Linked DNA regions of Homo sapiens: region 1 is linked to region 2. A link is an interaction called in ENCODE POLR2A ChIA-PET data of the cell type or tissue named here. Cell type or tissue: K562. All regions are shown on one strand. Links, peaks and the distances in the headings refer to the core of each region. The heading gives the core; the rest is flanking DNA.

Region 1 (3,605 bases), core at 625-3,124, 380 kb before region 2:
CTGTTTATTCTCCCAGGAATGACCTGGAAAATGTATTGACCACTGACCAACTTTTATTTTATTATTATTATTACTATTATTATTACTTTGTGTGTGTACGTGAGATGGAGTTTCGCTCTTTTGCCCAGGCTGGAGTGAAGTGGTGTGATCTTGGCTCACTGCAACCTCCACCTCGCGGGTTCAAGTGATTCTCCTGCCTCAGCCTCCCTAGTAGCTGGGATTACAGGCATGTGCTACCACGCCCGACTAATTTTTGTATTTTTAGTAGAGACGGGGTTTCAGCATGTTGGCTAGGCTAGTCTTGAACTCCTGACCTCAAGTGATCCACCTGCCTCAGAAACTGCTAAGATTACAGGCATGAGCCACGGCACCTGGCCACTGACCAACTTTGAAGACCAAGGATCAAGGATCAACTCCACATTGAAGATGTTGGAGCCTCACCATATTACCTCTGGCATCCCACCAAGAAGCCCCCCCCATATCCCCCTGACCTTCACCATGTCAATGTCCACCAGGCTGATTTCTACCTGCCGGTACTTGCATCTTATCGCATGAGAGCTTTCCCCACCTGCTGATCACACTTTGCCCACATTCATGGCAGGCCAGATGTTCCACTGAATTGGAGGTTTAGAATAGCTCCCAAGCAATTTTTGGTAAATGGTGTATGACTATCCCAGCTCCCTTACCCTTGAAGTTTGATCATTTTTAGGCATATTTTCAACATTGTTTCCCAGAGTTCCTCCTCTGAGGATTAAGAGGGGTTAAGAAGGATTAAGCTTGAATAGCCCAGAGTGGTATTCCTTGGTTTCTTTTCTTTTCTTTTTCACTTTGTTTTTTCCACACCAGTGTTTTCTGGATTAAACCACTTGCCCCTAAATCCTTGAATAAACCACCCCACCCCACCCCACCCCAGAAAAAAAACAGTAGGTTTTTGAAAGGTCATCCAATATGCTGTGGAAGAATAGGTAAGTAGTCAGGGGCAGAAGCAGGAAGGCAAGATTGATTCAGGCGAAAATTACGATGTCTCCAAAAGGAGTTGTGGCAGTAAGAGTGGTGAGATGCTGTAAGATCATGGATATGTAGTGAAGATAGAAGCAACAGAATCACCCAATAAATTGATGCGGAATGCGACACAAAGAAGAATCAGGCTGACTCCCAGGTATCTGACCAGAGAACTGTGAAGGATGGAATGGAGTGAGGGTGACTGTGGGTGCGACAGATTTGGGAGGGAATGAGATAAGGAGTCCAGTTTTGATGATTATTAGCTTCTAAGTGGAGATGATGAGTAGGTAGGAATACTGCAGTAGGATCAGTCTGCAGTTTGCGGGAGAGTCTGGGCTGGAGATATAATAATGTGAATTATCTGCACAGAAACAGGTTTAAGTTCATGACTCTGGATGAGACTCTGAAAGAATTGGGTGTAAATAGATAACAGAAGAGGACTAAGAACTAAAGCCTGGGGAGAAAAACAATATTAAGGAGTCAGGGAGAAGAGGAAGAACCAGTAAAGAAGACTAGGAAGAAGCTATCAATGAGGAATGAGTAACTCAAAGAGAGTGTGATGCCCCAGAAGCCAAATGAAGAAAATATACCAAGAAGAATTGAGCAGCCCAATCTAATGCTGCTACTGATGAACCATGTAAGAAAAGGCAGATAATTTATTATTAGATTAGCAACAGTGAGGTCTATGGGAACTTTGAAAAGAGCCGTTTATGTAGAGATGAAAGACAAATTGGAGTAGGTTTAACACAGAGGACAGGCTGGATGCAGTGGCTCAAGCCTGTAATCCCAGCACTTCGGGAGGCCAAGTCAGGAGGTTCGCTTGAGACCAGGAGTTGGAGACCAGCCTCGGCAACGTGGAGAGACCCCATCTCTACAAAAATTAGCCACAGGTGTGGTGGCACACAACTGTAGTCCTGGCTACTCAGGAGGCTGAAGTGGGAGAGTAGCTTAAGCTGAGGAGGTTGAGGCTGCAGTGAGCCGCTATCATGCCACTGCACTGCAACCTGAGTAACAGAGCCAGAACCTGTCTCACAAAAAAAATAAAAAAAAAAAAAAAATCCAGAAAATGTCAGACACTGTGGTGTGTGCCTGTAGTCCCAGCTACTCAAGAAGCTAAGGCAGGATAGCTGGAGCCCAGGAGTTCAAGTCCAGCCTGGGCAACAAAATGAGACCTCCCTGCCCCCACATCCCTCTCTCTCAAAACAAAACAAAACATCAGGAAGAAAGTCCCATTAAATATACTAAAATAAAAACGTTTTCCTTCTTTCCACAGTCTCTCTCTTGATTTATCATGGTGCTTTTATTTGCTATTTAATGTCATTCTAAGTAAAAATTAAACTTTTACATTATTAATTTTACTGTTAATCTTTGTTGTTCAGTGCCAATTTTAAATGCAAATACAAGGATATTTAATTCATACTTGGAATCACTGACATTCCACAATTTACATTTAATAGCTCAATACAAGCCTATATATTTTGTTCTTACCCCAACAGTGGAAACACTGCCTAAAACTAACTCATTAATTAACTCACACACATTTTACCAATACTATCTTTGGTTTACTGATAAGGAAAGACTAAAAGGAAAAAGAACTATGGGTTGCCCTATCTTTCCATTTCCTCCTCTGTCAATATTTTCAGTGTAAGTGATTAGTTCATGCAGGGACGTAACATGAATAAACAAGGATATGATGGGCTGTTTCTTAGACCCTGCCATTGCCTTCTTTCTGCACCCTAAGCAAGTTTTGGTTTGAACATAAACTGTGGCCTCTGGGGGCTGTCAGCACCTCCACTTCTTTTAGTCACAGAGGTAACATGTTTATATGTGCTTTGAGTCTTAGCATCATGGTTCCCCCAAATTTTGTGCTCATGGGGCATTGCCAATGCTGTATGTGAAAAGGGTGGCAAGGAATTGAGGCTGCCACCTGACCTGTCTCCTCTGTTATGTGAATGTTCCATTGTCCCATTGGACATCACGTTCAAAACACAAATTCAAAAATTATATTATAATGAATCTCAAGATGGCAACAACAGAGTATTAAACCAAGAGCTAGTCTTTCTGAACACAAAGCCCTGTGCAACTGCACAGGTTGCATATGCATAAAGCTAGCCTTGAATGTAAAATATCAGGAAGTGAGGGGGCGGGGGAGATGATGTAGGAATGATAATCAGGACAACAGCTGGAGTGTCATCCTTGAGAATGGGATGGGATCTAGTGCCCAGGAGGACCAATACGATTATGTAAGAGTATCTGTAAAATCAGTACCTCTACTAACTTGTTTAATCAAAGTAAATTGTCCATTAGCTTGGCATACAAATAGGGATCCACCATTCACACTTGATCCTGAACCTCCCTTTCTGACAGACCTTTGCTTCCTTGACAGCCTCTATTTGGGAGGCTAGAATAGTCTCTTGACTCAGACTAGCATCTTCCACGATGCAAGAGAGTGGCAACAATCACTTTTTAGAAACCCAGAATGTTTCTAAATGAATGTTTCCATTTCTGCTGCCAGCATAGTACATCAGTATCACCCTTCACTATCTCTCATGTAACCTTTTAGAAAACCTCTCTGCCTTTCCCCCAAACTCCTTTTCCATCCC
Region 2 (3,588 bases), core at 1,089-3,588:
ACTGCTGTAATTCCCAGAGCATAGAACAATGCTTGGTACATGCTATGTGCTCCTTTTTGTTGCTGTTGTTACATTAACATCCTCATAAAACTTTTTCTCCTCGAACTAGTGCCTTAGCACCAATAACATGATGCTTTTCATATATATGCACGAGCTCACACTTTTTAAAAATGACATTCAAAGTAACTATTTATTTTCCTGATTTCAAAGTATCAGCCTACGGACAACTTGCTGGCTAGAAGAAAAATCTGATTTTCAATGGAACTATCACCCTAAACCAACGGTTTTTTTTTTTTTTAATTTTTTTGGCAGTCTTTCTCTGTTGCCCAGGCTGGAGTGCAGTGGTACCACCTTGGCTCACTACAACCTCTTCCTCCTGGGTTCAAGCGATTCTCCTGCTTCAGCCTCCTGATTAATTGGGATTACAGGTGCCTGCCACCATGCCCAGTTAATTTTTTTATTTTTAATAGAGTCAGGTGTTCACCATGTTGGCCAGACTAGTCTTGAACTCCTGACCTCAGGTGATCGACCCACCTTGCCCTCCCAACGTGCTCGGAATAGAGGCATGAGCCACTGTGCCCAGCCCAAACTTGCGATTTTTCTATCACTTGGAATTTACATAAACCGGACATCATGTGTTTCTGATGTAGTGTACTATGTACATTACATCTGTAAACTGTTCCTGACAGGCATATTCACCCGATTTCAATTAAGTGTATGAAAGTCACTTGTACTTTACAGGACATGGGGAGTACAGAAGCCAAGTAAAACGATTAAGAATCAAGCCAATACAAAACAAAAGCAAAACAAAAACATTCTGTAAGTCTGGTCTCCGAGAAATCAATGTTCAAAAATGGGGAAGTAGGGGAGAGGAGCCTGTTTTAGATAAGAAAACTGGAGACACAACGGAAGTTATGGCTGGATCCTTCTTTAAACAAACCACATCTCCAAGACATCTGGGGCATAACTGTGGAATGACGACATATCTTTTTTGAACAATAGACAATGAGATCCAAGCAGGAAGTAACAAAGACTTTATTTTCAGAGGGAGAAGTAATCCCAGGATGGAATGAGCGCTCTGTGGCAGTGAAGGGGAGCTGGAATATATATATGCCTTACAGAGTCAACCTTACATACAGATTCAGTAGGTTTGGAAAAATTCTATGAGTATTCATGAGGGAGGAGATGAAATCACAAATCCGTCTCCCCGACCAAAATTGGGGGGCTTATGTAGCGAGAAGGGCGAGAAAACAGGAAATCAGGGAGGGATAAGGACGCAATCATGATGGATGAAACATAGGGAGTCTCACGGTCTCGATGCAAGTGATCTGGTGTTTCAGTTCCTGCCTCAGGCAGGAACATGAGTTCCTAAACATGAGTTCCTAAACATTTGTCTCATGTGAGATAAATGCTAAATTTCAAGCTTTAGGGTTTAAAGAGAGTCAAATTCTTTTATTCAAAAAACAGCAAATATCATAACTTCTAAGGGACAACTGGGTTGGCTTAATAGAATTCCGAAATGAATGCTTGCAACCTCTCCTTGCGTGAGCTTATCTACCCCAGGAACTTCTACACACCTAAACTCGGTCGTTAGGTTAAGTAATAGAAAACAGGCCGCTAGAATTTAAGGCCCACACTCCTTTCCAGGAAGATGATTGGTTGCGCTAATTCGCGGGTCCGGCCCATTGCCAGGCACCGGCTTTGTTCTTCGCTCTCCGCCATTTTGAGCGGTTACGCAGTGTCTTGCGGTTTTCCCACTTATGTCGAAAACCATGCATTTTTAGGTACTCAAAATAAAAGTGGTAAGGTAAACAGACACTATTACCCTAGCCTTTTCAGTGCAATCTAAGGCCCTACTACAATAAACATAAAAGGATCGTAGCCTAAAAAATCGTATGCCGAAACCCCAAATGTAATTTGGAACGAAAAAAAAAAAACGGCTGAAAAATATACGTACCTGTTGACAGGAACAATTAACTTATAAAGAGACCAACCAATCGTCTAACAAGTCATGAGCTCTTTTGCGGAAAACTGTGGGCGGCCCTGAAAAGGGCCTTTGATTTGGGAAGTCGAGATGCTGAGTCGTTTAAGCGGTAGCATTAGCCGCCGAAGCCGTAAAGAGTGCGTCCCTGTCTCTTCAGCGCGTAGACCACATCCATCGCTGTCACTGTCTTGCGTTTGGCGTGCTCCGTGTAAGTCACAGCATCACGAATCACGTTTTCCAGAAACACCTTCAGAACCCCGCGAGTCTCCTCGTAGATGAGACCAGAAATGCGCTTGACACCCCCGCGACGAGCAAGGCGCCGGATGGCAGGCTTGGTAATGCCCTGGATGTTATCTCGCAGGACCTTACGGTGACGCTTAGCGCCTCCTTTACCCAGTCCCTTTCCGCCTTTGCCGCGACCAGACATGACCAACACACCAACGAAAATAGCCGCAAAAATCTGAAAAACAAGCGACGGTAGTATTCTTATATGCCGGGAATTCGGACCTAAATGAAGACTGAAAACGCGCATACGGGAACTTTGGTGCTGCCTGCTGGCCCTACCCTTCACAGATCAGACTGGGATGACGTCACCAACGACTCCAGTTCCCGCCGGCAGAGTCCGCTCTCCATGGAGTCATCTCTGCAAGTCTTGCGTTCCCAAAGAGGAAATTTAGGCATATTTTAACAACTAAATGAGATTAAATACATTAACATGTTTAAAATCATTTGCTGCTTGGGATGCTCTAGGACGATTGAACAGGAGCTTTGGCTCACAAGACCGGAACTGCAGTAATCTCCTTCCATGAGGAGTTCAGCTTTGTCCCCATAGGCACGGTTCCTCTGGCATTTCTGCTGCTTGCTCTCTTGGGGACGGAACCCCCTTAGGAAGTGTTTGAAAACTGCAAGATCTCACCCTCTCCACCACCAAGCCAAGGGAAATCTGACCAAAAGGATTTTCCTCCCGAAGAGAAAAACACGGATAATTAGTGATCCCGCCGGGCGTTGTGGCTCACGCCTGTAATCCCAGCACTTTGGGAGGCTGAGGCGGGCGGATCACCTGAGGTCGGGAGTTCAATACCAGTCTCCAACACGGAAAAACCGCATCTCTACTAAGAATACAAAATTAGCCGGGCCTGGTGGCGCATACCTGTAATCCCAACTACTTAGGAGGCTGAGGTAGGAGAATCATTTGAACCCAGGAGGCAGAGGTTGCGGTGAGCCCGGATCACACCATTGCACTCCAGCCTGTGCAACAAGAGCGGAACTCCGTCTCAAAGAAAAGAAAAAAAAATTTTTGATCCCATGAATTCTGGTCCTCGCTGTGGACGCCCGTATTACATTTTTGGCTTATTTTTCTTTCTTCCCTGTTTATTAAAATTTATAATTATCATTTAAATATCTAGCCAACTCGCACATCTAAACCTAGAAACTCACTGGTGTGTTAATGTTTACTTCTCTATTGTTAGTTTTCTGTTCTCTTTGATGCTGGTAGCAGCCTTTATCACAAGAGAATTGGCAACGTGTAATGGGCCAAGTTATTAAATAGGCGACTTCCTACAGGCTTTTAAAATAAAAGGTGTTGGGACTCAGAAAACAATGCT

What was found. Peaks named below come from ENCODE experiments on the same cell type or tissue, not always from the same donor. Only the 100,000 strongest peaks of a DNase experiment are listed, where the experiment ranks them.
Region 1: POLR2A ChIA-PET joins it to region 2 with 6 read pairs; 16 of 35 experiments call an interaction of 5 or more read pairs at or near these places.

What each region holds. Positions count from the first base shown.
Region 1 is chr6:26,581,242-26,584,846 of GRCh38, reverse strand. No RefSeq gene overlaps it. Among named protein-coding and RNA genes, the nearest start is that of TRY-GTA3-1, 5.9 kb to the right of the region's middle. In K562, for the core only: no CTCF peak of the experiment used is centred there; no DNase peak of the experiment used is centred there.
Region 2 is chr6:26,203,468-26,207,055 of GRCh38, reverse strand. H4C5 (H4 clustered histone 5) reads right to left here and starts at 2,446. Exons shown (of 1, transcript NM_003545.4): 1 at 2,035-2,446. The coding sequence starts at 2,411. The coding sequence ends at 2,100. RefSeq lists enhancers at 709-808, 859-938, 2,259-2,398, 2,409-2,658. In K562, for the core only: a CTCF peak has its summit at 2,580; DNase peaks (open chromatin) are centred at 1,705 and 2,555; H3K4me3 peaks cover 2,500 bases.